3 separate regions of the Mus musculus genome follow, and all the other regions are linked to region 2. Evidence: chromatin loops called from intact Hi-C (ENCODE). Cell type or tissue: left cerebral cortex. All regions are shown on one strand. Each heading gives the region's core, and the rest is flanking DNA. Links, peaks and the distances in the headings are about the cores only.

The links. Peaks named below come from ENCODE experiments on the same cell type or tissue, not always from the same donor. Only the 100,000 strongest peaks of a DNase experiment are listed, where the experiment ranks them.
Region 1: it touches region 2 in a loop (7-fold over the local background); 5 of 42 quality-filtered maps call a loop at or near these places.
Region 3: it touches region 2 in a loop (2.8-fold over the local background); 10 of 42 quality-filtered maps call a loop at or near these places.

The regions. Positions count from the first base shown.
Region 1 is chr11:96,290,920-96,301,087 of GRCm38, forward strand. Hoxb6 (homeobox B6) reads left to right here and starts at 8,155. Exons shown (of 2, transcript NM_008269.2): 1 at 8,155-8,672; 2 at 9,750-10,168. The coding sequence starts at 8,258. The coding sequence ends at 10,009. It overlaps Hoxb5os (homeobox B5 and homeobox B6, opposite strand), which reads right to left. Exons shown (of 3, transcript NR_131758.1): 2 at 2,456-2,635; 3 at 118-346. In left cerebral cortex, for the core only: a CTCF peak has its summit at 3,782 (motif pointing left); a DNase peak (open chromatin) is centred at 3,788.
Region 2 is chr11:96,737,623-96,747,790 of GRCm38, forward strand. The region is part of intron 10 of Skap1 (src family associated phosphoprotein 1); the gene reads left to right. Among named protein-coding and RNA genes, the nearest start is that of Snx11, 35 kb to the right of the region's middle. In left cerebral cortex, for the core only: a CTCF peak has its summit at 4,578; DNase peaks (open chromatin) are centred at 4,660 and 5,624; H3K27ac peaks cover 277 bases.
Region 3 is chr11:96,279,483-96,289,650 of GRCm38, forward strand. Hoxb8 (homeobox B8) reads left to right here and starts at 2,423. Exons shown (of 2, transcript NM_010461.2): 1 at 2,423-3,904; 2 at 4,681-5,843. The coding sequence starts at 3,481. The coding sequence ends at 4,988. It overlaps Hoxb7 (homeobox B7), which reads left to right and starts at 7,164. Exons shown (of 2, transcript NM_010460.2): 1 at 7,164-7,645; 2 at 9,895-10,168. The coding sequence starts at 7,246. The coding sequence ends at 10,148. In left cerebral cortex, for the core only: a CTCF peak has its summit at 5,178; a DNase peak (open chromatin) is centred at 4,911.

The DNA.
Region 1 (10,168 bases), core at 627-8,626, 450 kb before region 2:
TGAGGTGGTTTGGGAAGAGGCCAGGCCAGCAAGTAGAGGCCTCCTAGCCTCCCCAGGACAACCTACTTGCCAGGGTGCTCACAATTTTCCCACTCGGCAAACATTTTTCATCAGATGCCTTGCTTTTATTTCAATTTATTTTTACTTTATGTATTTAAATCTATTTCATTCTAAATTGGCATGGGCGATCCACATGAAATTTTTAAATTGAAGGGAAACCAGTCCCGGCGAGCGACAGTGAGTTTACCGGGCTGGGGTGCGTCCGCAGTGAGCCTGGCAGCACCGGACGCCAGGGCTTCCTCTGGGCCGTTCGGCCTGCTCCTGAGTACGGCCAACCTGGAACCTTCTGAGGGGCACACACACACACAGGAGGGGGAGGGAGAGAAAAATATGTTTTTTTTAAAGGGGATTATTTCGTTTTCTGCGTTTGGTTACCAGAAACTCAACCTAAAATGTAGTTTTTGTTTTTTTAAAGAAAGCCTAGGAAAACGGAGTGAGTTATTGTTAAAATAAAATCAAGGATTTCGTAAATCCTTCATCGCTGAAAAACCTAAACGACAGTGTCTTTTCACCTAGACATGGGGTACTGGTTTTTAATATTTATTCGTTTACAAACCCTCAGTTGTCTAAAGAAGGTTATCTTAAACTAAAAGGGCTTGAAAAAGGTGATTGGTTTCCGGAAAAAATCTGCTTAATTTGAATTTCTAAGAGACAGCCCTTAAAACCCGCAGCTTCAATTTGTAAGAAAAAGCCCTTAAAACCTGCGGCTTCCCCAGAACTGACCGCTGCAACCCCTGGCGAGCACAGGGGAACCTGGTCCCGAAAGCAGGCGTTGGGGCGGGAGTGATCTGTCTTCTCCCTCCCCCCCACCCCAGTTTCTGAGGTGCTGAGGTGGAGAATCTGCTTGTTAGAGTATCGAGCTTGGCCCCTATCCAGGACACCTTCCCTCCCGAGGCAAAAACTAGACCCTGTGGACTGACGCCCACCACCCCCACACCACACCTGCAATGCTGCAAACCGCACAGGTGGGGGAACCCCACAGTCTCTAGGGCTAGGAATGTGGGGTATTCAGATGAAGAGAGGGGGTACAGGAGCTTTCTTTTTGTCACAAAGCAGATAGCAGCTCCTAACACAGGCTGCTGCTTTGGCCTCACCTCTCAGAACATTCCCTTGTGGAGGACTGGGGGTGGGGGTGGGGACTTTTACTATAAAAGACAGACAGAGCTCTTGAGAAAAAATGTGGAGGTTCCAGAGAAAACCCCGGTTCTAGCTGAACCATTATGGCTTCTCCACCCTGAATTCTTGCACCCCAAATCTCAGCTGTCTCAGATTGGGGTTTCCCTAAAAAGAGAAGGGGAAGAAAAGAAGATGGCGACGGAGAAAAGGGTTGCTGGTGGAGCAGCCATGAAGAAATGCAATAAATTCCTTGTTGTTTTATGAAAATTTACAACTTTGTGATAGAAGTTTATGAGTGGTTGAATCCAGCGATTGGCCGGCGCCGGTCATGTGGCCGGGCGATCGTGAACATGAACTTTTTATCATTTCCCTGGTGGTTATAATGCAGCATTCTTTTGGACACCACACCTAGGTCGGAGCACTACCGTCCTTCAGGGCTCCAGCCTCTTGATATTTTTATACTTCAATATCAGCTCGATAGAGCGAGAGAGAGAGAGAGAGAGAGAGAGAGAGAGAGAGAGAGAGAGAGAGAGAGAGAGAGAAGGAGAGGGGGGAGAGGAGAGAAGGCTGAGAGAGGGAAGGAGGGGTGGGAATTACACAAAAGAGAGAACCTAAAATAATTTTGATTCTTAATTTACTTGCTGATCTGGGATTTTTAGTCATCATGAAGGCTAAATGGACAATCTGCCCAGGACTGCAGCCTGATATCATTTTTCAAAGCCAGAACTTACTCCATTTTCTATGCAAATATCAGAAAAGCGAAACAACCTCTCTCTCAAGTCTGAGAAGGGGAAACGACGGCTCTCAGGTTGGGACAATATTATCTGGAAGCTGAAGAAGATACCGAACGCTCCTTTATCCCTCCCTCCACATCCTTTTGAATCCGGAGGAGGGCAAAATCCCCCAAGTTCTGCAAAGGTAAGGAAGATTCTACAATTCTTATTCTTTTGCATCCTTTTCTTGCAGGGGGTGGGGCTTAGATTTTTCTCCCTCCTCCTCCCCCCATTTCAAGACAGGGTTGAACCCCACCTCTGGGCGCTGCTGGGAGAGGCTTCCCAGGAAATTCTGTAGTAGAGACAGGGGTGGCTGCTTCCTGGAGGGGGACCGGCTGCAGGGAAGATGGGGAGGAGGGATGGAAAGGGGCCTATGAGGCCGGTTTTATGTTGCTTTTTTAGCTGGGAGAGATCTCCAGCGAGGGGTCTGCAAAAGCGAGGGTGGGGGGTGTCTGGGCTACAGCCACGCTGGCCAGTCGCTCTGGCCCTTGTGGGTTTGTGCTCACCTCCCTCCATCTCTCCCTTTTCCTGGCCTCTCCGATTGCCCCCGTGCGGTTTCTCTTGCCCAGTGTGGGTAATGGCGATTTCCCGGCTGCATTGGCACGAGGGGCGGTGGCGCTGAGGGAAGTCCTGGTCTCTGTGGGGCCTGGAATCTCCGCAGAGGCCAGCCTAGGGCGAAGAGGCGTCTAGAGTGATATAAAAAGAACAATTCACAGAGAAATGTTCGCTATCTTCCTTCGGAGACATTTCTGAAAATAAAGGGTTGTGGGTGAAGGAACCCAAAGCAAGGGAAGCTAGCCGAAGACCTCCCAGCTCTTTTGCCACCGGTCTCTTGCCACTCCCGCCAGCCGGAGGGAGCCTGCAGGGAGAGAGTTTTGTGGTTTTAATGCGGTAGGTTAAAGTCTGTTGGTCTCTGTGTGATTTGATCTTGTTACTTGTGTTTTATTGGTATAAGATGTATGGATTTTGGTGGAGAAAATTGTATATCTGCTATGGGCACATTTCAAACTTTTCCTGGATTTTAATGCGGTTGGGAAGAGACTTTTAGCATGTTGTTTCAGGCTTGTACACACAAATCCATTTGGTGTGTATGTCTGGGAGGATGGGAGTGGGTGGGTTGGGATACAAAATGTAATGGTATGTATGATCTGGGAAAACCTCCTGGAGTCTGAGTTCAAAGTTAAGTCCTGTCTTTCGCCGCCCAATTTTTGTTCCCTGGCTTCCTGGGGGTGGGGGAGGGGATGGGGGGGGGGAAAGATCTCTTGGGTATGAGACAGATTCCTAAAGTGGTTGATAGGCTTCAGGCTGACTGGTGAGGACTATAAAATGGGACGAAAGGTCCCCAGAGAAGCTATCAGTGACAGAGAGATAAGTGACTGTGGGTATGAATGAAGGACAGGAGGCGTTGTGGTTTCGTTTGGTTTGCATGAATAAGGATTGTCTTCTTGTTTCTTAAGGAGCCTGTGCAGATAGATGGTTCAGGCTCAGGTCTCAGGTTATCCGATTTTAGTGTCTTGGGAGAGTGTGTAGGTACATTGGTCTCCTGGGCTATTAGGAGAGGGAAACGTAGCCACTTGTGGCACAAGACTGGGGTTCCCTGGGGGCCCAGATAAAAAGCTCTAGACACAGGCCTGAAAGGGCCTCACTGAGAGACCTTGGTTTCTTAGCAAGCGAAATTAATCGCCAACATCTAGGACGCTCGGATCCTATTTGCGGCGGGAAATACCCTCCAAACCCACTCAAACTAAAGGTCTTTTCCCCTTGTAGTCTTGGTGGGTTATAAATCGTCCCTTAGACAGTTTCCTCTGACCCAAATTATGCAGTTTGCTGCCATCTACCGTCCGTTCGGGGACAGGCGGCTTTGGTACAGCAAATCGCTCGACACTCCCCGAGCCCTGCGGGTTTGCTTTGAGCCCCTGTCGCGCAGTTCGGTGGGATACCGGCCCACGCTGATGTCCTCTTAGTCCCCGAGTGCAGATTAGAAAGCGGAATGAGTCTCTTGTCACATTATCCTCAACCTTCTCCCGTCTCCTGCATACCCTTCCACACTCATCCCAGCCACAAACCTGAAGGCTGGTAGTGGGAAAGGGAGTCTAGAGGAGTAACACTGTAACCCACGGACAGGGGGTACTGAGCCAAAGGGCTGAGGGTTCAGACCTACGACCTTCCTCACCACCTAAGACACGAGACACGACTGGGGACCGCTGGAGAGATGTGAGGCCAAATCTGTTCAAGGTTTATTTAGTTTTCTTCTCTGCCAAGGGAGGGAGGGGGTCCCGTTAAGGGAGGCGCCGGCCAGGCAGTTCCACTCGGTTGTCAAAAGACAAACCCAGTCTGTATTCTTCCAGTTGGTTTGTGGGTTTTGCCAATTCCTAAGCTGGCGAGTCCGTGGTGAAGGAGTTGAACTGAATTTTCTGGAAACTGTTGGTGTCTGCAAGTGAGTGTTGGTCCCCTCCCCCATTCTCGACCGTTTCAAGCGAAATCGCGCAAAAAAAAAAAAAAAAGCTTTGGTAGAACATCATGAGTGAGGAGAAATCGTAAAAAAAAAAAAAAAAAAAAAAAAACAAAACACTGTAATTTCCTGTCCTGCCGGACCCCTCACACCCGGTTAACGGAACCGCTTTCCCAAAAGGGGGTGGCGAGGGCGGGGTGCGCGCCTCCGCAGAGGCGTTGGAGTCTTGGCCCCTGTCTCACCGGTTACTGATTAGCTCGGTCTTTCAAGCTGCTGGAGGAAGCTCTGGCCGCCCCTTTCAAGGTGCTGTGCCCCCCCCCGTTCTTGGGCGGGGGGAGGGCTGCTCCAGGAAATTGCTTGCGGTGCCAGGCTGGGCAAGGTGTTACTAAGGTCTGGCTGGGAGCTGAGGGCCTAGGGGCTGTGTAGTGCTGGGGGCACACACCATTGCTGCTTCCAGGAGCCTTAGAGGTCTCTAGAGCAAATCTTTAAGCTTTTTTTTTCCTTCCGTGCGTTAAGAGTGACTTTCTGGCGGCTAGAAGGCCAGACCCAGCTTAGTGAGTTGCTCGCTCTGCAGGAGGCCCCAAGGGATCTAGCAGGAAGGTCTGGGGGCCCTCCTAATTTTTTTTCTTTTGGCAACCAGAAGGAAACATAGGGAGGGGGAAGTCAGGTTAGTACAGGGCTTGAACCACCTCGGAGCTCTTAGGGTAAGGGTGAAGCAGAGGAGGGAGAGAAGGATTGCCCACTCCTCCTAGAAGATCAGAGAGGATGCCGATCATTTGCATAATGGAAATGAGGTCTTTGTACCTCGCGATTTGGACTAGTCGATTTTAGGGCCGAGTGTCCACGTAAAGAGTCTATCTCCAATCTATAGGCGCCATCACATTGCACTACTGGGGAACATTTCAGACGATCAGAAGGGGGGGGGGATTGGGTTTGAGAGATTTTTTCATTCCCCCCATCCTAAGTAAAGTTGAGGATGGAACAGGAGAAGGTACCCACTACCCAAGGATCTGGCGGGGGGGGGGTCATCTCAGAGAAATAGGAAGCTTAGATATTGTCTCACCACCTCCTCATACAGGCAAAAGGCATTCCTAAGATTACCTTCCAGAGATTTTCTCTCCTGAGCTGAAAATGACTTAAGCAACATTTCTCTGGGAGCTGGAATGTACATGCTTACCCACGGGACTGCAGACTCAAAGCACAGAAAATCACAATTATAAATCCTGCCTGTGGGGTATCAGGACAGTCCCAATGCTGTGTACTCAAGACTTGGTATATATTTACATCCCTCCTTCTGTGAGTGAGGGGGCGGCAACCCTAATGGAGAACTGGCTGGTGCCTGCTGTGTGTCTACTTATTTCCCAGTGAAGACAGACAAACTGAGGTGGACAGAACCACAGGCAGATCCTTAGAGATCTGGCTCCAGAAACCAGGCAGTCTCTGGCTCAGCTCTGCCTGCCTGCTCCTTTTCCCAAACAAACGGATCAGATGAATAAACGCTCATAAATACCTCTGGGCTTAGATAAGAGCGATGAGGCGCTATTTCCTTTCATGCCCGACTCCAGGCGCCCTGGCCCTGGCCGTTGTGGCTCCATCTTCAGACAAGCAACCTGCGGAGGTGAGGTTAATTCAGGGGTTGCTGCTCTAAAGGATAAAGCAATTATTTTCCCGCCTCTATTACAGGAGAAAGCCTCCTCTTACTTGGGCCATACTTTACATGGACAGCTATACAGTATTTCCTATGATGAGGACATTGTGACCAGGGAGAAAGGCTGAGGCCCAAGGCCCAGCCTCAGTGGCAAGAAAGGGGGAGGGTCCTCCCGTGCCTTGTTGCCTTGATGAAATAGCTCCTATTCCTCTCTCAGCATGGGCCCAGCATTTCTAGACTGGAGAGCAATGCTTTCTTCACCACTAGGAGGTTTGAGCTTCTTTTTATGCCCCACCACCTCCACCACTGGATTGAGGCTAAGAGAGATACCCGGGAATGGTCATTTTGCCACAAAGGGACAGCCTAGCAGTTGCTATGAGTTCAAAGAACTTCAGAGGCCACATTGCAGCCAAATAAATCCTCCCTCTTGATCAGCCATCCTCAGCCCTTTCCTATTAACCGTGGGCAGAGCTGGCTCACAAAAAGGAACCCAAAGAACAAGGCAGAGGTGGGTCAGCCTGGCCTGACCCCAGGCACCGTCTTACAACCAATCCTCCCTGTCTTCAGGTTGGATACACTGTTTGTCTTGGGTGTGCATTTTAGAATGTCAGAAATACCTTGTGTCCCCCAGGTTGGGATCTGTCCTTATTTTCTTTGGATGAGAGAGGAAGAGAGCATAGCTATTTTCTTCCACTCCCAAGTCCTTACAGCAGCTAAGAAGGTGATATAAACATGAGACGTGGGAGGTGGTCTGTAGAGTGGCTGAGAGACAGGAGTGTTGTGAGTGTCTAGAACTAGAGCAAGCATGCCAGTTTGATGGTTGGAAGGTGGTTACTAAGTCCCTAGGAGGACCTAGCAGCCTTCTCTCCTTATAAAATCAAATCCAAACCAAGTCTTGGGATGCGAATTTCAAAGGGAACCACCAGTTTATAAAGAGAGTAGGAAAAAGAGGAGACTCTCGGTCTCCAATACTGAAGACTCAACATTTCTAAGACAATTCCCCCCAGTATCTAGATTTACAGGGAACATCTTTGGTTCTAAAAATCTGTAGCCAGGGATTCTTGCTACATCATTTGGCCTGAGAGATAAGGATAGATGAGGAGAGACCAAGCAAGGGTTGCAGGAAGAATAGAGATGAAAACAAGTAAAGTTACCTAGGCTGGGGTTTCCCCTTCATCACCAAGTTTAAGGACTACTAGTTTCTTTCTCCAGGGCCCAGTCTCAGTCAAGACTGCAGCCAGGACGGCTGAGCTGTGCTGGGCATACGGATGGTCGGCTTGCCAAATAGCAATAGCAAATAGCTTCGGGGAGCAGCCAGAGGGAGAAACTGGGCTCACACACCCCTGACATTTCCTTCTTTTGGGTCTTCTAGGCAGAAGGAACTGGCTTGCCCTCCTCTAAGCTGGGGAATTGGGTTGAAGTCGGGATACAATAAAACCTAAACTTAAAAGGGGGAAACAGGCCTGATAAACAATAAACGATTTTCCAAACCTTCAAAGGAGGGTGTTTCTTCTTTTCTTGTTTCTAAAATGAAGCAAATAAGCGGACAAGTCCGTTCTCGTTCCACCCCCCACCACCACCACACCAGTACAAAACCCTAGAAACAGACCTTCCCCCTTTATTCTCTCTCAACGAGATTCGAGGATATTTACCCAGCCCTCCCTTGAGGGAACGGGCCCATGCAACGCAGGGGTTAACTTTTCTGAAAACACAATTAACTTTTCCCTATTCCTGCGTGGGGTGGGGTGGGGGGGGAGGTTGTATTTATTTCATCACTGGGGAATGGGATGATCTTCATCTAACTGCTTCCTCCTCCCTCAAAAGCACAGACGTCTCTTTCGCAGATCATACGTAGGTGGATCAGGGCGCGTTGTGGAGAGAGAGAGAGAGAGAGAGAGAGAGAGAGAGAGAGAGAGAGAGAGAGAGAGAGAGAGGAAGGAGGGGGAAAAGGTTGATAGGTTTGTGCGCGGGTCCCTCGTGCAGGCTGCGCTCCTCCTGGGTGCTATTTGACAATTCCTGCCTCTGCCATTGGTCAGTGTTGGATCAGATGGTTGTATTTCCTTCTGGCCCTCACTGGCACCTCGCCATCCCCCCTCAGCTAAAACCCAATCTCGGCTATACTACTAATAGGCGCGGCGCTCGGACTATAAAACACAACAAATCATAAACCCGGCGGAGCAGCAGCGGCCTCGCGCGCCTCCCCTCCCGATGAGTTCCTATTTCGTGAACTCCACCTTCCCCGTCACTCTGGCCAGCGGGCAGGAGTCCTTCCTGGGCCAGCTGCCGCTCTACTCGTCTGGCTATGCGGACCCGCTGCGGCACTACCCCGCGCCTTATGGGCCGGGACCCGGCCAGGACAAGGGCTTTGCGGCGTCCTCCTATTACCCACCAGCCGGCGGCGGCTACGGCCGGGCGGCGCCCTGTGATTATGGGCCGGCGCCTGCCTTCTACCGGGAGAAGGACGCGGCCTGCGCTCTCTCCGGCGCCGACGAGCCGCCCCCGTTCCACCCCGAGCCGCGCAAGTCCGACTGCGCACAGGACAAGAGCGTGTTCGGAGAGACCGAGGAGCAGAAGTGCTCCACGCCCGTCTACCCGTGGATGCAGCGCATGAATTCGTGCAACAGTGAGTGAGACTTCCCGCTGTCCCGTGTCTGTGTGTGTGTGTGTGTGGGGGGGGGTCGGCAAGCAGAAAGACTGAAAGTGTCAGCATCCCCCAACCCCAATTCTCCCATTGGGAACTAGGTGGGCATCTCAGCAGATAGAGCAAGATTGCCCCCCCCCCCGACCTCCAGATCAGTCCTCTTGCCCGCAGAAGTTGCAAAGTTTGCAAAGTCCCAGCTGCACAGTAAGGCAGGGGGAATAAGTGGGCTCTCCCTACTTAAGTCAGGCTAGGATTGTTGATCCGGAAGAGGTTAGGGGACTCAGTCTCTGGTCCTGTATTCCTTTATGTTCTCCCTAGCTCTTGTCCGGATCTGAGGGGTGGGGGGTGCCCCGCACCCAAAGACCACTCCATTAAAAACAAGAGTGCGTCATGAAAGGGGAGGGGTGGCATGACGCCGGCAAGGGCGAGTTTACTTGGGTCCTGGATTGTGTTTCCCTGGGGCTGGGGGAGGAGAACTGGGGAAGGGGGACCAGGGAGCTGTGAGACACTACCATAGGGTCGTATAGTCTGAGGAAGGAAGAAGAGAGGACAGGCGGAGGGAGTGAGAAGAACAAACTGGCTCCTGGGTCTCAGGTTGGATTATTTGTGGGCTTCAAGTCCCAATTGATGTCCATTAGCAGGACACGAAAGTGAGGGGCTGTTAATGCGGACTATGAATCGATCCACGTCATTAGGGATTAAGGGCCAGAATCTATCATCGAGTAGGGTAGGGAGGGCTGGATGGATGGAAAGGAAGGGAAAGAAAAGATACAGCTCGTAGGAGGCACACCTGGCCAGCCCCTCCCCCAAGCTCAGGTGAGAGTCCAAGTGCCCCTCCTCTCCCCCCACTGAAAGTCTAGGCAGAAAGAAAGCACAGGCCTCGGAGTCCAGGAGGGAATCTGGAGGGGGCGCTGGAGGAGTAGGAAACGGGGACCAGGGAATGGGAGGGGGAAAGACTACTCCCGACAGGCTAGCTTTACGTTTGAGGGCCGAGTGGGGGAGGGGCTATGGGCTTGGTGTGATGACCCCAGGCCTCAGTTTCTCCTCTCTGCGTAACAGGTTCCTCTTTTGGGCCCAGCGGTCGGCGAGGCCGCCAGACCTACACACGCTACCAGACCCTGGAGCTGGAGAAGGAATTTCACTATAATCGCTACCTGACCCGCCGGCGGCGCATAGAGATCGCGCACGCCCTGTGCCTGACCGAGCGGCAGATCAAGATTTGGTTTCAGAACCGGCGCATGAAGTGGAAAAAGGAGAGCAAACTGCTCAGTGCGTCTCAGCTCAGTGCGGAGGAGGAGGAGGAAAAGCCAGCCGAGTGAAGGTGCTGCAAAGGGAGGGGGGACGCGAAGGGAGAGGTCTGTGGGGGAACCTAGGGCACCCGAAAGCCCCAGAAGGCTCTGCGGTCGGGGGAGTCTGGGGACTTGCTGTCCAGAGCACGACGGGCAGGGCCCAGTGCTTGCCTGGATGCCCCCTTCTGC
Region 2 (10,168 bases), core at 645-8,644:
TTCTTTAAAAAAAAAAAAATCTGTATATTATTTGAGAGAGAAAGAGAACGTGCAATGATATTTCCTCTTTTAGGTGTGTTTAGTTGAATGTGACAACACCGCTCATAAAAACCCCTAAGTTAATCCCTTCGATTGCTTTAAAGGAAGGATTTATTTATTTATTTATTTATTTTTAATTTCAGGGCTCTGAGGGAAAGGAGGTGTTTGGTGACATCTAGTGTCCATTTAGGACTTCCTCAGGCGTCGTACCCCCAGCTTGACTGAGTGGGGGTGGGGGGATGGGCTAAGGTTATTTGGGAGGTAATTTGGGAGTCGTAAGTGGGGAAATATAGGCCTGGGGCACAGACTGCCCAAACAGTGTGATGAAACTGATCAATGCCTGTCAAAGAACTATTATTCACCTCTGACCTAACCAAAGGGGTAGGCAGGGGTAGACCATCAGAAGCTATCTTTTCTTATTTATAATGGCATGGGGGAAACGCAGAAGGTGTCCCCGCCACCCCATTGCATGTTAACAAGCAGGTCAACACCGTGCTGTGATGACGAAGATGATGATGGTGGTGGTATTTTCTCTCATTAATAACCCCTTTGGGAAGCAGGAGTTAGGGGGATGCGAATGGGATTTGGGGTCAGCTGGAAGGCAACGGTCATACACCGGTCAAATTCAGTGGAGGCCATTCCTTTCCCCCAGACAGGAACCAATCGTCTAGAACAAACCCTGGCAGCCTCATTCCTTGCAGGTAATTTTTATAAATGAGGGGATACCCATTCCAGGAGAGGACAAAAGGGAGAGGCTGCTTGTTTGTGTGCACGTGCATGCACATAGGCCTGTGAGCCCATGTTTGTGTGCCTCTGTTTGTGTGCACGTGCATGCACGTAGGCCTGCGAGCAAGGGGCCGACTGCACGACAGCCCTGGCCCCTTGGATCCTGTCTCTTTCTTATAAAAACCCTTTAAGAGAGAGAGGATACAACTGCAGTTTTCTCTTTAATCTCCTTATTTCTAAACTGTTGTCCTAGACAGGCTCTTTCACTTTCAACACACACACACACACACATACACACACACACACACACACACACACACACACACACACACACGCACACACCCCAGAGTCAGGTAGAAAGTCCCACACCAGATGTTTACACAGAACCATATAAGCCATGAAGGGGTTAGGTTAATGCTCAGAATTGCCCAACGCTTTACAAACTCCAGCATAAAAAAAAAAAAAAAAGCCAGCCATTTATTTTGCAGTGAATTTATAACAAATGCTGTTAAAGGCTTCGTCTTTTGACAGAGGTAATAATAAATTCACTGTTAAAGACGGTAGTTTAATTCCTTACACCTCCAATACTGCACAGAGTAAACCATATTCATCACCGAGTAATTTTTTACCACATAAATCTTTAAAACTAACCGGCGAAGGCTGTTGAGACTGAAATATTGTGAATTTATTAGATATGCCCATGTAGTATTGGATTCAGAGGTTTCCATTCGAATATATTACAGGGGAAATTTGTGTCTTTAACTGTGACATTCCCTCCATTTCCTGCCGCCAGTCCTATAACAAGCTGCTCCTCCAGAGTCAGCTACATGTCTAATAGACAGAGATTTAGTAATAAACTCCTCGCTAATCTGCTAGAGAGGCTAGATGACATCTCAGTGATGTGCCCTATTTAAAAGGAGTCGCGAAAGCTTTGTTTCTGTGTAATTACGTTCTCAGAAGGAACCCAGCCTCCCTCAGCCTCTCCTGCTAGGGTTTCTCCAGATCGGATGGTTTCAGCACTCCAACCAAACTTGCAAAATACTGAAGCACATTATAGTCTCGTAGCAAACATACAGAGCAGTAATTTCTGTCGAAGTTGGAAGATTCATTATGGGAAGTCAGGGGCAACCGTGAGAATACAGAAAGCGAGAAGCTGCTGACATCCACGGACAGAAGATATTTAATACTAATTAAAAGATTGTATTGATTCTCAGACCAATAATAGATGATGTCTTCAGAAAACTTGCTATTTTAAATTTTTTAATGTGACAAGACATATTAATGACAATTAAATCCTCAAGATTTGAGCAAAAAAAAATCCTTTTGCCCTACTATATTTTGAGTGAGATTCTGAACTGATAAATGAGAAAACTCCAAACTTTTCTCATAATTTACCAATTAAGCAATGTTTAAACTATAACAAATTGGTGATATTAAATTATATCTCCAGTTCATTTAGGGGATGGTGACATACTTAAATTAAATTTTTTTTTTTTTAGAGATGCCCTTTTTTTTTTTTTTTTTTTTTTTTTTTTTTTGCATAAAGGCACAAGAGTTTCTCTGTCCTTACTAATACACTATGTTTGAGAGGAGTTCCAAATCCAGAAACTTCCATGGAGCTTTTATGCACTTTTCAATTTCTTTTTCAAGAAAATGAAACCAAATAGGTTCCTAACCATTCAACAAAGGAGAAGACTCTCCTGGCAGCTCAAGACTGCAGCCCATCGGGACAACTGTTAAAAGCCAGGACTCTACTGCAAAGATAAACATAATACCAGCAATTAATATTCAGTGTTTCACATTCCAGTCGAGAGGGTGTGTTTTTCTTTGTGATGTGGCTCATAAGCTGAGGGTGTCGGGAGCCAGATTCCTCTCGTGCATGAGGATTAAGGGGGGAAAAAAATAGCAACAACAATCCTTCCCCCATCTGTAAATGAATGAACATCTTGATTTTATAGCTATTTGCTTTGTAAAACTGAGAACTGAAACAAAAATTACTGGATGCCTAAGTAACACTTTAATTCGGAATTCATTTACGCAGTAGCTATGGAGTTGTCACAAACCATAATGCAGTATTTAATTAAAATAACAGAAGTGCATCTAGATATGTCCTGGGGTAGCTATCACCAAATGATAGTCTGTGCCATCAGTATTTTGTTTATGAAATGGCAGATTCTAAGGTGCAGCGAGGCTGAGGCGAGAGCATAAACATTTTAAACTTGCATTTTTAGAAAGGTTCTTTTTTTTTTTTCCTGCTGCATCATTAATTTTTTCTTCTTCTGTGGTGTGTGTGTGGTGTGTGTGTGGTGTGTGTGTGTGTGTGTGTGTGTGTGTGTGTGTGTGTGTGTGTGTGTGTGTGTGTGTGTGTGTGTAGTGTGGTGGGAATGACTTCTGGGATTGTTTTGCTGTGGATAAAGATCTCTCTTTCTAACTCTTGCTTTTCAACTATTGACCTCCCAAGCCTCCAAGGCTGTGAAATCCTGTCTGTTGTCATGGAAAGGCGCATGAGGTTCACAGGAGTCACAGCAAGCGTGGGACATCTCAGGCAGAACTTGGACGTGGATTCCGGGAGGGTAGGCTCACTGCGCCGGTTCCCACCGTCTTCCTTACACCTTTTCCATCCATAAAATGTTCTCATGCCTGCCTGTTCTACCCTGTGGATGCTCACCACGGTTGCCTTCCCTTTTCATAAACGCATAGCATCTATCTTGCACGCACCCACCATCTATCTCCACGCTCACATCAGCTGTCCCCTCCACCTCCTTGTCTGCAGAATTATGTTCAGCAAAGTCCCGATTTATAGGAAATAAATAATGAAAATGGAAGGGACTGGGAAAGATAATCGAAACATTCAAATTGTTATTTTTCACTGCACTTTACACAAGCAGAGCATCTGTAAACACCTAGAGAAGGTGTCGTCTGGTCCCTAAAAAGCTATGCCTCCAGAATACCCTGACCAAGTCCGTCTCTGTCGGCATTGCTTCATCTCTGCTCCAACTCTCCTGCTCTTGGAGGCTCCCACCATCTGACCTTTTTAAAATGGTAATTCATACCCCGCTATTGTTGTCTTTCTATCTGATTCTTATTTATCCTGCGTATAATGGCGTGTTTGTCACCACTTACGCTCTGTAAGATAATTCTAAAGACAAACATAGCAGTCACCTTCTTAAAGAAAGAAAGAAAAAAAGTCCTTGTGGTGGCAGTATGAAGGTGTTCTGAGAATGGTCTCACAGCCCAGTCCTACAGCTAGGGTCTCCTGGAAGGAGGATTTCTTCTACACTTGTAATTATTTTAGCCCCTTTCACAGGTCACATAAAAAGTTAATTTCAATCGCTGCTAATTTCCGTCCAACAAGAGCACGGTACTTTAAACCACCCAAAATAATTGGATTCAAAACAAATTTAGGAAATTGAGTGTGTTAGAAAGCAAATAAAAATATCCTTTTGGTAGGGAGGCGGGGTGAAAGTAGTAAAAATGGCCTTTTTCCCCCTCTCTCCCTTCTTTCCCCTTCGCAACTTTGCCATTAAAGTTGCACCTACAGCTAGAAGTTTGTCCGTGAAAAATGGTCATTTTGTTTCTCTGCTCAAAGAATGTTATTAAAATGCTAATTTAAAAGAAAAAGGAGTTAAATATCTAGCGATGGTGCATTCTAATTGCAGCCATAATGAGCTCTCTAAATGTGCATGCCCCTGACACACACCAAGCATAAACAGCAGTAAACAGATCATTAGTACCCGCGTTCATTTATTCTGGCGACCTTACCATGACCCCACCGAGGGTAGGGTGAAAAGCAGGTGGATCTGGCTGTGACACCCCCTAGAGGGATCCAGGAAATGAAGCTATAAGCTGTTGTCATGGAAACGCCTATGTGTGCAGATGATGTAACACACCGACAGGCTGTAGGGCCCCCGCAACTGGGACGTTCGCCTTTCCCTCGCCGGAACAATCTTGAGGATTAAATTATTCATTTCTTTAATTCACAAAGCAAAAGGAATCCTAATTTTCTTGGTGATGTGCAACTCTCTCCCATTCATCTAGGGTCTAAAACACAGCGACTTGTCCCCTCTTTCACCGAACCCACATTCTAGTCCCAAATAGCTGAATTTGGCGAAATCAAGTGTGGAAATGCAGCAGGAATCCAACACTCAGTATCTGCACTACAAGGAAAGAAAACCTATGGGTTTCTGCCCAAATTTAAAATGTAAAGTGTCCTTTCCTGATTAGGGCACCTTGGGCAGGGATTAAATGTATACTGCTTTGTTTGTTGCAAAGCAGCAGAGTTAGCCCTGAGAACTACCAAGCCCAAATTCAATGCCATGAGAACGGAGAGCCACAGCCCCTAATGAGCACCTCACCCTAGCAAGGTGCAAAACAGAGATGAGAAACAAGCAGCTGCTCACCCCTCCCACGCTCAATTGAGAGAATGGAGATTAATAAATATAATTCTTTGGAGAATGATTCCACTCTGTCCTACCCTGTTTTGTACCAAACAACCTCAATAACCTTACAGCAACAATAGAATAACTTTTCTTCTTCTTCTTCTTCTTTTTTTTTTTTTTTTTTTTTTTTAAGGAAGCAGAAAAGACGATCTCTGGAAATTATTTTAAAATAAAAAATCTCCCAGCCTGTGCCTCCCTCCCGACCCCCCTCCCCATTGCACTTTAGATGAACCTGTGATATTGTAGCAATGGCCCTTGAAGTGCAGTGGGGAAGTGATTTAGGAGAATATTAAAGGCAATGTGGAGATTCAAGGCGCCTCTCTCAGGGAGATCTGGAGAAATACGCAGCACAGATGGGCCGAGCAGATTAAACATTTCCGTCACATTGTTTCCAAATTGTGTTGCGGTGCCTGAGGCTGGTACTGCGGTCAGAGCAAAACAGAGTGGCGGAGCTGCGAGCTGCACAGTTTATGGAATACATATTAATATGCCCGTCTCACATGGTATCACAATTCTATCAGCTCTGAAATGGGGCTGCCTCTATTGTTCCTGAATTCTGCACCGGGCACCTTGTTTCCTCCCGTCTGTAAATGTTTACCTTGCCTTTCCCCTCTCTCTGGTAGGTGAAGTGTAAGTTGTCTGCTCCATTCCTGGCTCTCTTTACAAACCTGCTTCTCTTTACCCCTCCCTCCATGATTTCTCTGTGGCCTCTGCTTGCACTGCACACAGTTTTTCACACACATTTCCATCACCAAGAGCATCTGGTGTGCACAGATCCTACACACCTCCCTGGCCTTGGCTGCGAGGTCATGTGTTCATTCACACCCTCTTCAGGACATTCAGGCTGTATCCTCCCTCTCGCTCAAGTGCTCCCAGGTCCTCCGTGTGGATCACACGGTCTCCTCAGAGCACTCTGTTCTTAAGCTGGCCTGGGCTTTGTAGACTTGTCCTTGTGAACCCCCAACAGCTTTTGCTGACCCACCTTCCAATGTGCGCTCTCTCTCTCTCTCTCTCTCTCTCTCTCTCTCTCTCTCTCTCTCTCTCCCTTTTAATAACACCTATCTCCTCAGACAAGCAGGTCCATCAATCATCAGGATAGCAAGTTCCCTGAAACGTAACAATAAATAAAACTGGCTCAATTGGAGCAAATTTAATGACTCATTTGTGTTATGATCTATAGACCAAAATTCTGAATAATGGAAAAAGAGAAAATGATTGCCAAGAACCTTAAGCACAGTGTAAAATAGCCTGGAGAGGCCGCCAAATGACTCAAGGTTTTAGCTAAGCGCTGGGCTCCCATCCTTTCCAGTGTCACAAAACCACCAGCTAACCAGCCAACCATTTCCTTATCCCTTCAGGAAAAATCTCCTCACAGAATGGTTTGTGCTGAAAAATGGGTATGTCCGTCTTTGGTAAACAATTCTTCCTAGCTTTCTGCTTCCTGCAGATGGGAACTTGCTGAGCTAAACCCCCCAAGTTCTCTTAAAGCTTAGGCTATCTCAAAGAAAATTCCCAAAGCTGAATTTTAGGAGTTCAGAATTTGTAGGCCAATCCAGAAGGGGTGTGTGTGTGTGTGTGTGTGTGTGTGTGTGTGTGTGTGTGTGTGTGTTGATCTTGGACTATACAATCTACTCTGCTTAGGAATTCAAATTTCACATCTTTACTAATGATAATATATGGTAAATGATCTCTATTAGGAGAAATAAGCAATCATAAACCAATACTTCCACGATTGATTGGATTTTCCCATACATATATCAGGCACTTATTGATCTTTTGTGTCCAAGCCTGATTGATTGTTTTCTTCAAGAGGGAGCCTCTCACTTACAACACTAACACAGTGAACTTTGATGGTTAAGAGAATAGAAGTCTCAAGTGTTTCAGGGCCTCTTGTTGCACAGAAGCTTAGAGGCCACTTTGATGTGAAAAAGGAACTCACCCAAGGCCTCCATAACAGAGCCTTCTCAATGGAGCTAAGCCCGTCAGAGGCTTGTGCCAAAAGCCACTGAAATCTATGAAAGCCTTTGAAGTCAAAGTGTAAATGCTGGTCCCTATGACAGGCAAATATGGTCAGGAAGGGAGAGGATACAGGCAGGATTCAGGAAAGGACCCACACCTAGAAAACCCCAGCAAGTGAGGAACAAGGATTCTTGGTTGTTGTTGTTGTTAATTATATTTTGTTCAGTAAAGTTAGTAGAGTCAATAATAGGACAAAGTCCAGACCTAGGCCATGAAATCCACTGTCTTTTCCTCTAGGGTGCTCGTCTGTAAACTGGGGAGGATTCATAAACCCTTTGAGGATCTAATGAAGACTCCGGGCATGGGACCCACGTATACTTCCACCCAAAATGTAATGCCAATTTCGAGAATTCAGAAAAAGTCTTTCCCATCCCTCCATAGACAGGTTAAGGGTTGACAGATTCCAGTGTAAGACTTGAAGCCTTAAGAGGCTGTGAGCTCCTTCTGTTGGAACAGCCTAGGATTCACTGAGCCTAGAAATTGAATTCTCATCCCAAGACAGGATGGTCATTCCAGGTCATGTCTGTGCTACTCCAGGGGAGCCATGGAAGAGCTTATACAAATAGGAACCAGCAGGGAGGAGAGAAATTAAAATGTAGCAATCATGGAGTAGGGGTATTTAATCTCTTTTAAGGCTTATGATAGGCGCCTGCTGGTTTTCTCCCTGATGTCCCCTGACACCTACTGACAGGGTATTTACAGCACCACACAGAGGCTCAAGGCCCTGTGACAGGAGGAACACTGAGGAGGCCTATCATAGTCTTGAAACCATAAACAGCAATAGGAAGACACTGGAGGCAGAGTCAAGCTGTGTGACATGCCTGTTGTTGATGACCATACTGCTTTTTGTTTATAGGATCGGCTGTTCTTTTTATGGCAGGTCTGGTGGGTTGGTTTTGTTGTTGTTTTGGGTTTTTTTGGCTTTGTTTTTTCTTGTTGATTGTGATCAGCAGCATACATCCCTTTAGGGCTGTGTGCCATCCCCCATAAACACTTCTGATTGTGGGTGACAGTGAGCACTGTGTGCAACTCAGGTTCATCCAACCTGCCATTCACCCAAGCCAATCGTCCCTCTGTCCTGATCATGGAGACCAAACACCAACTTTCATTTTCAAAACCTCTTCGCTGGGAGTGGAAGGGGTTCAGGGAGATCTGACAAGGTTCAAGTTGAGAGAAACAGATGTTTCATCAAAAGTGGAAAAAAGCAACATGCCATATTTATTTCTTCCAGATGAGATGTGATGTGAAGCAGAACATGTGAGGAGTTTTGTTGTGGGGTCTTGGTTTGTTTGTTTGGGTTTGGGTTTTTTTTTTAATCTAGAACTTATTCAAGTAATAATTCGGTACCATTAAGACCATTAAACCCAGCACTGGGGAGGCAAAAGCAGGCAGATTTCTGGGTTCGAGACCAGCCTGGTCTACAGAGAGAGTTCCTGAACAGCCAGGACTACACAGAGAAACCTTGTCTCGAAAACAAACAAACAAACAAAAACAAACAACAACAAAAAGACCATTAAAGTCTCACCTTTAGCCTTCATAGTATACAGAGTCATGGAGTGGAGAACATGTGTAGTTTGGATGCCCCAGTGATATATACAATGATATGTATAGGTATGTGTCCCCAGTTTGAAGGTAGAGACACTTCTGCGTTGAAGAAGTCTGTACATCTCCTGGGAGCCTCAAAGCACTCTTCCCAATTTTTTTCCAAACAGCTGGGCCAAGAGAAGTTCAGATTTTATGGGGAAAACATTGATCCCAGAAATTCAGTTCAGTTCGATCCTAAAAACTAAAACCCAAGAATCAGCAACTTAATAAAAAAAGCAGTAAATTAGCACCTCTAGACAGTAGAAGAGTTCATTCAGAGCTTGGGTCTGCCTGGCTGAGCCAGTATTCTCTCCATTTTAATAGTTTAATAAAAATTAGCATAATTAACGAACATCTGTATGATCCAGAGTGGTGCAATTTGGCACTTGGAAACGAGGGCTTAAACATGATTGCTGTGAGTTTAATGTTGTTTTAATTCTTTTTGGCACTGTGCAGTGAAATAAACGTTTGGTGGTGATAGTTCTCGGCCGGATCTCATTTGCATTTTTCTCCCCTTGATTATGAGCAATTGTGGACTCCCCAGCAATTCATCAAAGTAGAAATTATTTTAAAATACCTCGTGGTGTTCAGACTGGGCTGGAGCAATGCATGGGGGGTGGTAGTGGGAGAGAAGGCTCGAAATTTCCATTCATGCTTTAAACCGCAGCCCTGCAGCCCTTTCTTCGGTATCCAGCCAGGGGATGAAATCTGGAAAAGACAGTCGGATCCCAGGACCTGTAGGTGCTTTGATTAAGCTCCCAGGCTTCCACAGCATGACACATATGGTCTCTGAGACTCTGCTCTCCTCTTCACTCTTCTGCCGGCTCTTTTGTTTTGAAGGGCAGAGAGCTGCTCTCAACTCGTTTCTGGTCTCACCACTGTGCTGAGCCCACTCCATCTGTGGTCGGCAGGTCAGCGCTCCCCTCGAGCAAGAGCAACCTGACTGGGAGCCTGGCCTTGGCAGGTGCCCTGCTGAGTCTCATCTGCTTCCAGTGTGCACCCTCTATGAGTTGACAGAGAGTACATCTCCAAGGCTTGGTCCCTCCTCCTGGCATCACAGCCAAAGGAGTCTGCAAAGTGTGAGTCAAAAGTCAAGGGTCATCTCAGCTAATCCCCGTAGGGCCAGTGCTTTATGGGAAGCCCTGCAACCTCACGGACACAAAAGCTTGACTTGAGGGAGTTAACTTTGGTCAGAAGACAGTCCGCCTCACCCTCTCTCTGCCTTTGAGAAAGCAAAGGAGCTGAGGCTAGTTCTTATGAGTTGTTGTGAGAGAGGAAGTCAGAGAGTCACAGCAAAGCCACGCAGATGTAGACATTCCTGTGGCTTGGCAAACATGGGGCAGCTCTAGGAGCAAACCTAA
Region 3 (10,168 bases), core at 1,857-9,856, 460 kb before region 2:
AAATTTGGGAGAAATGGGGACCTGGCTTTGGTGAAGATTCGGTGGTGCTCCAAGTCAGAGGGGCCACTGCCCCAGGGCGCCGACTCCAGAGCCTTTACATGTGTGCAGGTCTAGGCTGGCCGAGTGCCTGGTCATCAAGGCTCGGACAGACTCTCCCTAGGGGTGCGGAATGCAGGATGCGGGATGCGGGATGTGGGATGCAGGATGCGGGAAGGCTTCAGAATCTCCTCGGAAGGCTCAGTCAAAACCCTGCGCATTTTTCCTAACAGCAGTAGAGGCAGACATGGCGACGGGGAGCAGTCTCTGGCTTTTCCACGCTTCCGGACTCCCAGGTGAGAGCTGCGGCTTCCTCGGGCGCGCCCAGGCTATGCCCTTGGCGTCCTTACTCTGGCAAACCTCGGGGAAGCCAGTCCTTCTGGGACGGAGCAGCTGGAAGCCTGGACCCAGGCACTTTTCCGTTCTGAGGTTGTCCCTCTGACTGCCTACAACCCCTTTGGCTGGTTCCCAATCTTCACTTTCCTCTCAGTCCAGCCTGAACCTGCCTCCAACCTGAGCCTCCAAAAATGACCCCAGAACCCCGTGTGGCTTCTTCTCTTTCCGCAGGACCAGGTGTAAAGAGGCCAGCGGAGTGTCTTCTCAACTTGAGTTTCTCCAATAAATCTGCCCTCCGTTGGGTGTTTATAACTGATCTCCGAGCTCTTTCTTGTTTTTTTTTTTCTTTCTTATAATAGAAACATTTTCCTTCCATCAGAAATTTCTGGCACGGTGTAGGGATGATTTAGAACAAGCCATTGAATTTCTATCCCACCAGTGAGTCCTCAAATCATGACCATAAAATCCCCCGCACTTGATAAAAATGTTCACTTCAGCAACAACTTGACACTGCTTTAGCTTGCCTCACCGACCTCTCATCCGTGTGGAAAAACAAAACCCCACAGCTTGCTTCAGTTTCCCTCTCTCTGGCCCCCTCCTTTTCTCTCTCCTTTCTATATACACTGTACTTCAGAAGGCCGAGTGAAACCCTTAGTGCAGCTTCTTTGGAAACGTGGTTTCATTTTTACAAAGATTCTGGCTCATGGAACCCCTCAAAAAAAAAAAAAAAAAAAAAAAAAAAAAAAAAAAAGAAGCACCTTAGAGAACGGGCAGTAGATTTAATTTATTTGTAAAATTGACTCTGCCTTTGTTCTAGGACGTTTCTTTCTCCTTCTCTCTGTCTTTCCAGTCAGTTCCCTCAGGAGACCATTGGTTCTGCCTGCCACCCTAAGGTTTGACCCCCCCCACCAGCCATGTGCCAGGTACACAGAGGAGGGCCTGGGCTTGGAGTGGGGCAGCCAGTCATTTCTGGATTTGAGGCCTCAGATCTTCAGGTGCTGGAGGTCCAACTAAAGGCACCCCAACAAGAGAAGAGGGGAAATGGAGACCTTGGTGGCCTTGTTTTTTTCCACTCCAAGGTTAGTGCAGGTGGTCAAATGGCTATGGGGACATATACCAATAACAGGTGCCTTTTAAACCCACACCTTTGTGTTGGGCACGGGAGAGCATAAGACAGCAGTAACCAAGGCCTTGGTACCCAGCCTTAGTCTCCACTACCCTTACCTCTTTTGCTGTGTGGATGAAGAGGTCACTATCTATACCTGGAAGGCTTGTGTGTAGAAGGAATGGGTGGTTGGCCCCAGAAAGCTGGGTGTCAGTGGGGCTTGGTTTCTGAATGCCAAGGCCCGGGGCACAGGTTTACAGCCACACGAGATATCATCCTTTGATATCACTGGACCTTTCCCTCTAAAGTGGCCAAAGCACCTCCAGAAGACCCCCCCCTTTCTCTTGCAGCTCCCCCCAACCACCAGCAGGTAAAGCTCCTGTAAATGGCAGAATTGGCAGCCGCCTGCAGAACTTTGTTCCACCTTAGCACTGCCCATTAACCAGAAAGTTTCTTCTTCCTCTCTCAGGCCCTCTCAGACTCCCTTTCCACAGAAAATCTCGCGTGTTTGCTTAATGAGGGAAAGTTATGTGCGTGACCTAGGTGAGGACAGATCTCGGGGTGGTTTGGGGTCTCATAAGAGCCAGTGGGGTCAGGTGTGTCTGCAAGGGAGAAAATCTCGGGGAAAGTCACCGTTTGTGCCGAAAGGGAAAAAAAAATCCACAGCAACCCATAATCGGTCTCATTTCAGCTAAGTCACCCCCACCGTGCTTCAGTCGGGCGGCGGGGGCGATCGAAGCTGCAGTTTTATAGCTGTAGAGGAAAGAACTCGTAAAATGCTAACAGCTTTTATGCGCTGCAGCATAAACAACAACAGACTCCGGCTTTATTGCGTTTTATAGTTTGTTAAAGAGTTTACAGCCGTTTTTTTGGGGGCTGGTTACCCAGCCAATTCCCTCCACACGATAGTTAAACCTTTATCAATAATAAGGAAATTGATCATTAAAGCTTTAAATATGACTACCTCGTTTGTTTGAAAATATGTTTAGGAGAGGAAGCTGTATGATTTGATAACTTGTATTAAAATACCAATTACATTTATAGGACCTTTTAAAACTCGGTGCAATTAAACCGTGTTCTTTTACATTTTTCCGAAGCGACCCTGACATTTAGAAAGACTCCAATTGCCTCGTTAAAATCGCGAAATTAACAGCGTGCCTACGCCAGGCTCAGCGTTGTGGATGTGTGTGTATGGTGTTTTTCCGTGACTCCCCCACATCAGTCTTTGGGGGTGGTCTGCGAAGGTATTTGATTTGTTGTGAGGCAAGAGATATCTCATTAATGTAGGTAGTTAAACAGATTTAATCCGTATTCGTTCTCTCTCTCTCCCCCCTCCCTCTCCCCCCCTCTCCCCCTCTTTCTCCCTGGGTGTTTTTTTCTCTTCCCCTCCTTTTTTTCTGCCCTCTCCTCACTCCCTGGCGCTCTCTCGCTCTAGCTCTCTCTCGCACTCGCTCTCTCTCGCTCTCACCCTCGCTCTGCGTTCTGTCCGGGAGGAGTACCCAGAAGCCAATAGGATGCGGGGTCTCTAATGGATGCAAATGATGGTGAAAAGACGGGGCAAAATATGAAACAACTCATTTGGAGGGAAGTAAATCACCGAAAACTGTTTATGAACTGGCATCCCTTCTTCGAAATGTAAAGCGAGGACCTCTTTAAGTGGCGGTATATTTTTGTTTGGGGGGTGGGGGGTGGGGGGAGGGCGAGCGAGCCGCGGCTGCCATGCAGGCTTAGACTTTTGCAGGCTTCGCTCTTCTATTCCTGGAAATCACAAAAAGTGTGGCGGCTTTGAGATCTTCTTCGTCTTTTCTTTCTTTTCCTTCCTTCCTTCTTTTTTTTCCCCTCCTCCCTTTTCCTCTCCTTTCCTGGCGAGGGTGACTAGGAGCCGGCGAATCCGCGTTTTTTTTTCTCTCTCTCTCCCTCCCTTTTCCCCCTCCCCACCCCCTCCCCAACAGCCCCCAACTACAGCCTGCGCCGCCGCCGCCGCCGCCTCAAAATTCAATAAAATGAGCTCTTATTTCGTCAACTCACTGTTCTCCAAATACAAAACCGGGGAGTCCCTGCGCCCCAATTATTATGACTGCGGCTTCGCCCAGGACCTGGGCGGCCGACCCACCGTGGTGTACGGTCCCAGCAGCGGCGGCAGCTTCCAGCACCCTTCGCAAATCCAGGAGTTCTACCACGGGCCATCGTCGCTGTCCACAGCTCCCTACCAGCAGAACCCGTGCGCCGTGGCGTGCCACGGCGACCCCGGCAACTTCTACGGCTACGACCCTCTGCAGCGCCAGAGCCTGTTCGGTGCGCAGGATCCAGACCTGGTGCAGTACGCAGACTGCAAGCTCGCGGCAGCCAGCGGCCTGGGCGAGGAGGCCGAGGGGTCTGAGCAGAGCCCGTCGCCCACACAGCTCTTTCCCTGGATGCGCCCTCAAGGTGAGCTCCCGTCCGACCTGGACCTGACAGGGTGGGAAGGGGCCAGGGGGGCCCCCATGCCGGTGGGGGGGGGAGGGCTGGTGGGCAGTCCGGGAGTATCTTCTGCTCCTAGAGGACTTGTGGGCTCCGTTCCAAACACCTACCTCCTCTCCCTTCTGTCCCACTTTCTTTTCTTCTTTTTCCCCTTTTCTTTTTGCTTCCTTTGAAGGAGGGGGGGGTGTCTCTAAGCGAATTTCCTGAATCCATAAACCCCTCACCCTCCTTAACTTTTCTTCTTCTCCTCCTTTCCCCTTTTACTGTTTTATGGGGGCTGTGGAGAAAGACTGGTGGGTGTGGGGGCGCTCAACGTTTGCACTTCTCAATTGCTTTATAGTTTAATTACCCTGAAGAAACTTTTCTTCTGGGGCAGAGGCTCTGGGGGCTTTTCAAGGTGGGTTCGAGGTCCCCACTCTGGCTTTTTAGTCTTACTCCCCCCTCCACATCCACCCTCTTAAACTTTATGGCACTTTTAATGTATCTGAACCCCCTATTCTGGTTCTAGTTACCAGAGAAGGGGCTCCTCCTTTATGGCCCCTGCAGATTCAGGGCTGTCTAGTCCCCCCTCGCCCCCCCCCCCGCTGACCGCGTCTTCCGCGCTCCCCCTCCCGCCCCCGCATAAGGGTCCCCTGCCCTTATTATCCTGGTCTCCTAGGCTGGTTCACGAATCTTCCAACCTTCTCTGTCTCTTCCCCCTCCCCCACCCTCCCCTCTGTCTCGCCCTTTTCCCCCATTCCCAGCAGCCGCCGGACGCAGGCGAGGCCGCCAGACCTACAGTCGCTACCAGACCCTGGAGCTGGAGAAGGAGTTCCTATTTAATCCCTATCTGACTCGCAAGCGGAGGATCGAGGTATCGCACGCGCTGGGACTGACAGAGAGACAGGTCAAAATCTGGTTCCAGAATCGGAGAATGAAGTGGAAAAAGGAGAACAACAAAGACAAGTTTCCCAGCAGTAAATGCGAGCAGGAGGAGCTGGAGAAAGAGAAGCTGGAGCGGGCACCAGAGACCGCCGAGCAGGGCGATGCGCAGAAGGGTGACAAGAAGTAGGCTCCAGCTGGGACTGCTCGGGCCCGGACTAGCCCGCACGTCCGCCGGTCCCCCCCGCGACCACGCCGCCGCCGCCCGCCCCCCGCCTCCGAGAGCTCCGGCCCCGCGAGCGGAGCCAGGAGCTGGGCCTCCCACAGCAGCGTCCCCCGCCGCGCCAGTCCCCGCTAGTGGTAGTATCTCGTAATAGCTTCTGTGTGTGAGCTACCGTGGATCTCCTTCCCTTCTCTTGGGGGTCCGGGGGGAAAAAAAGAAAAGGATTTTAAGCAAGGACTCCCTCGTCCTGCGAGGGTGATCGACTGCGGCCTGGCAGAACCCCCTCGCCCCCGCCCCATGTAAAAAAGCCTCCTTGTGCAATGGTCTGTTTCCTTTGAACGTGCTTCTTTGTAATGACCGAGGTACCGATTTCTGCTAAGTTTTCCCAACAACATGAAACTGCCTATTCACGCCGTAATTCTTTCTGTCTCCCGCTCACTTTCTCTCTTTCTCTCGCTCTCTTTCTCTCACCGCGTCCCCATCTTTCCTCGCAACCCCCTCTCCCCGCTGCCCTCCCTAGCTGGCTTTCTCTCTTGCTTCTCTCTTTTCCTCCTGTCCCCCCACCCCCACCCCCTTTGGTTTGACAATTTTGTCTTAAGTGTTTCTCAAAAGAGATTACTTTAGTTAGCATGCGCGCTGTGAGCATTGTTAAAAGTGTTCTTAGGTTTACTGTGAAGAGAATGTATCCTGTATCTGTGAATTGCTTTATGGGGGGGAGGGAGGGCTAATTATATATTTTGTTGTTCCTCTATACTTTGTTCTGTTGTCTGCGCCTGAAAAGGGCGGAAGAGTTACAATAAAGTTTACAAGCGAGAACCCGAGACTGGCCCGGGCCGCCGCTCCTCATTCGCTCCTAGGCGCCTTGCAGGGCTGGGGGTGGGGGGGAGCTGGTCAGCAGGCTCCTGGGCTGGCCTAGGCTAGGTCGCTGAGAGGAGGGGGCGGGGGCGGGGGCTGGAAGCAGGTGGTGCGAGTCCCTGGGCCCAGGGGCGCAGGGGGTGAGGGAGGCGGCTGAACGTGATTGGAGGAGAGAGGATCGAGGGAGGGGAGCCAAGAGAAACCCCCTCCCCTTGCATTCTGAGGCTGAAGGACCAGGGAGACTCCAGCGCCCAGGCCGCTCTTGGGAAGAGATCTACCCAGGCTGGTGGCTAGTGTCCCCCGCCGCTTTTCTCTTTGTTTCCGTGTGTGTGTGTGTGTGTGTGTGTGTGTGTGTGTGTGTGTGTGTGTGTTTGGGGGGGGGGGTACGGGGGGGTGAGAAAGATGCAGCGCAAGACTTCTGAGTTTCTATTTCCATTTTTTCCTTGGACTCAGGTTGGGGAAACAGGAGCAGAGGGAAGCGGTTCCTCCCTACCTCCCCTCTCTGGGACGTCGTCACTTTCTCCCAGTTTCTAGGCCTCGGCTTGCCGCAGCCTTCCTTCCTTCGTTGCTTCTGCCTTCCTGGCAGCCACGCTCCAGTGAGTGAGGCATCCGCCTTCCGGAACCGGGAAAGCAGCGAGCCGGACCCAAGCCTCCTTCCTCCCTTCCTTTTTCTCCCAGCCCCCATTCCATTCTTTTTAAATTTTGTATATCTTTTTATTGTCATCAGAAATCTCAGCGTCCAACGCCTTATTGGGTTGGATCTCTGCCTTAGGGACGCCTTGGTCACATCTAGTTACTACAACTGGGGCACTAAGACAACCGGGAGGCCAGGCTCGCCTCCTCTTGGGAGAAGAGCAGCAGCTCGGATGAATTAACCCAAATTAATAAATATTCGGCCAGCACCCACCCACCAAGTTGCGAACATTCAATCCCTGCGTCTCTCTCGCTCTGTAACCGGCTGGGGGAAATGGGTGGGGGATGACAACACGGTTCCCTCAGAGGTTATTTATTTTCTCTTCCACTCAATTCCTTCTTCCCCAAATCTCGCCTGCAAGCTGCCTCCAGCCCGCGGGGGTCGACAGCGGCCCTTAAGCCCCCAGCCCCAATCCGCAGAGCTCGGCCTTCCCATTCATTATTGATCATATTTTATAAATCCAACGCCACACAATTTTTTCCACATTACTGGGAGCCTCCGGGAGGCCGTCATACCATTGGCCGAGGGGATATCACGTGGGCCGGGGTCACGTGGTCAGAAGAGGAAAAAGGGGGTCCTTTTGGTGTAAATCTGGACTCTAATTCTGTAATATATCAAGGAATCTCGTAAAACCGACACTAAAACGTCCCCGACTACAAATCATCCGGCCAAATTATGAGTTCATTGTATTATGCGAATGCTTTATTTTCTAAATATCCAGCCGCAAGTTCGGTTTTCGCTCCAGGAGCCTTCCCCGAACAAACTTCTTGCGCCTTTGCTTCCAACCCCCAGCGCCCGGGCTATGGAGCAGGTCCGGGCGCTCCTTTCTCCGCCTCGGTGCAGGGTCTGTACTCCGGCGGGGGGGCCATGGCGGGCCAGAGCGCGGCTGGCGTCTATGCGGCCGGCTACGGGCTCGAACCGAGTTCCTTCAACATGCACTGCGCGCCCTTTGAGCAGAACCTCTCCGGGGTGTGTCCGGGCGACCCCGCCAAGGCGGCTGGCGCCAAGGAGCAGAGGGACTCGGACTTGGCGGCCGAGAGTAACTTCCGGATCTACCCCTGGATGCGAAGCTCAGGTAAAGCCGCGCTCTGAGCGGTCCCGAGCCGCAGTGTCCGGGCCACGGTCCCCAGAAGGGCTCCCTTCCGGCCAGGGCACCCTTCTCTGTGTCCAGGTTATTCCCGGCTGCAGATCGGCCATTGCCACGCCGTTTAAGTCTGGGCTGGGACCACGCGCGCCACCCCCACTCCCAGTTTTGCTCAGTGCTCTCAGGCCCTAGCGGATCTCTTTTTGCCGACGCCACAGAGCTCAAAGCCCCCAGCCCGCCCCCAACCCTTCCTCCCGGCCTTTTAGCTTTAAATATTTATCAGCAGCGCCGGCACGGGCTGGAGACGAGGCCGTTTGTCTTGCCTAGAAAGGCTGGGGTTTGCAGAGAATAGCCATTAGGGTCTTTCTCTTCTCTCTCCCCCCTTCCCTGCCTGAGAGCTCAGTTCTGGGTGTGTCCCCCCAGCCCTAGCTTGGGCAAGATATGGAGGAGGGGGCCATGGCGCTAAGCGATTCTCCCCTCCCCCTTCCTTTCTAGCCAACCCCGCTCCCCCATTATTCCCATCAGGACAATTAGAGGTGGGCTCTAGAGGCCTGGTGGGATGGGGGAGAGGAAACAGAAGAGATGAGGACCCAGACAGGGACACAGAGTCAAAGAGTGGTGAAGGAGTTAGTCTGAGACCCAGAGCGATGAGTCTACTGACCCCCACCTCCTGATGGACTTAGAAGGCCCGTCAGCTCCCCAGGAGAGCATAGGTTGTTTGTTATTTTTTTTTTCCAGGTGTCTTTCCAAGGGCTCTGTGGGCCCCTGAGGAACAGCCAAGTTTGGTGGTATCACTCCAGAAAGATGACTCTCCTCTTGGGGAGGGCTAGGACTCTTCAGAACCAAATCAAGATTTAGGGAGTGCACGATGCTTTAAGAACCATAGGTTTTCTTCCCTCAGGTCTCCTTCACAGCTTCCTCGCACACCTTTTACATTTCCCCGAGGCAGGTGGGCTTGGGAGCCAACTCCAAGGCTCAGAAGACCCAACCGGGCCAGAGACTCCTATACTCATGGGCTTGGGGGCCACGAGGAAACCATTTCTTGACTATTGTTCTTCACGGTTCCTGTTACCTACCCTGTAATTGAACTGACCTTCCAGTTGGTTTATCAAAGTCCCTCCCCCCCCCCACCTCGTAAATATTTCAGCTTGGCTTATAGCTGACTTGAAATTAAGGTCCTTAGCCTCTCTCCCCTCTCCTGTCTCCTTCCCAAGAGGGCGGATACCAGCATCTCCCCAGTCTCCTTGGGGTTCTGAGCCTATGCTGGGAGTTCTCAGATACCCTTTTGCCCCACCATAGGAATCTTCACCTTGCTCTCTCTCGTAGACTCTGGTCATTCTTTTCTTCCTTGCAGTCCTGGAGGCCCAAATATTGCTTCAGACAAGTAGGTTTCATGTGCAGGAAGGCAGGCAGTAGTCAGACCTTGCTTGATACTTACTGGGAAGGAATCATCAGAGCCAAGTTCTGTCAGTCTACTAATGCCAAGGTCCAAGGAAATAATGTCCTTGTCTCTTCCCCATTCCACAACAAGTTTGGGTGGGGACTGGGCCTATGGCTCCTTTTATTTCTGTTCTTCTCAGACTAGGCCTGGAGCCCCACTCTAGGGACACTAATATGGTTTCCAGAGCCCTGTACCTCAAAGGCCACCTGAATGGGGAAAGGGTAGACTTGGTGCCCCTGACCTTAGAGAGTGACTGATGACAGAATTTGCTCTCTTTCTGTGTTAGCCCCTTTGGAATAGAGTCTCAGGGAGCCAGCAGCTGAGAACTACCTGGTTTTCAGAAGCTCCTGGCAGAGCAAAACCACCCTTCATGGATGACAGGACTACCTGGTGTGCTGGGGCTGGCCTGGGAACCCAGCACTTAGTACTTGGGGCTGAATCAGGAGGATGGCTGCTAGTGTGAAACCAGCCAGAGGCTCCATAGCATGACCCAGCTTGAAAAACAGAACAACTCTTATGGACACACACACACTCTCTCTCTCTCTCTCTCTCTCTCTCTCTCTCTCTCTCTCTCTCACACACACACACACACACACACACACACACAAAGAAAAGAAAATGTTTTCTGCACCTAGTAGTGAAAGGGGATTAATGTAGTTCCAGCAAGGTAACCACCTAGGAAGGGGGTCAGAATTCTGTTGGTGTTTTTCACACAGTCTCTCTCTCTCTCTCTCTCTCTCTCTCTCTCTCTCTCTCTCTCTCTCTCTCTCTCTCTCTCTCTCTCTAATCCTGTGTGTAGGGCCTGACCGAAAGCGAGGCCGCCAGACCTACACGCGCTACCAGACCCTGGAGCTGGAGAAAGAATTTCACTACAATCGCTACCTGACTCGGCGGAGGCGCATCGAGATCGCGCACACGCTCTGCCTCACCGAAAGACAGATCAAGATCTGGTTTCAGAACCGGCGCATGAAGTGGAAAAAGGAGAACAAAACCTCAGGACCGGGAACCACCGGCCAGGACAAGGCGGAAGCGGAGGAGGAGGAGGAAGAGTGAGGGACAGAGAAAGCCAAGAG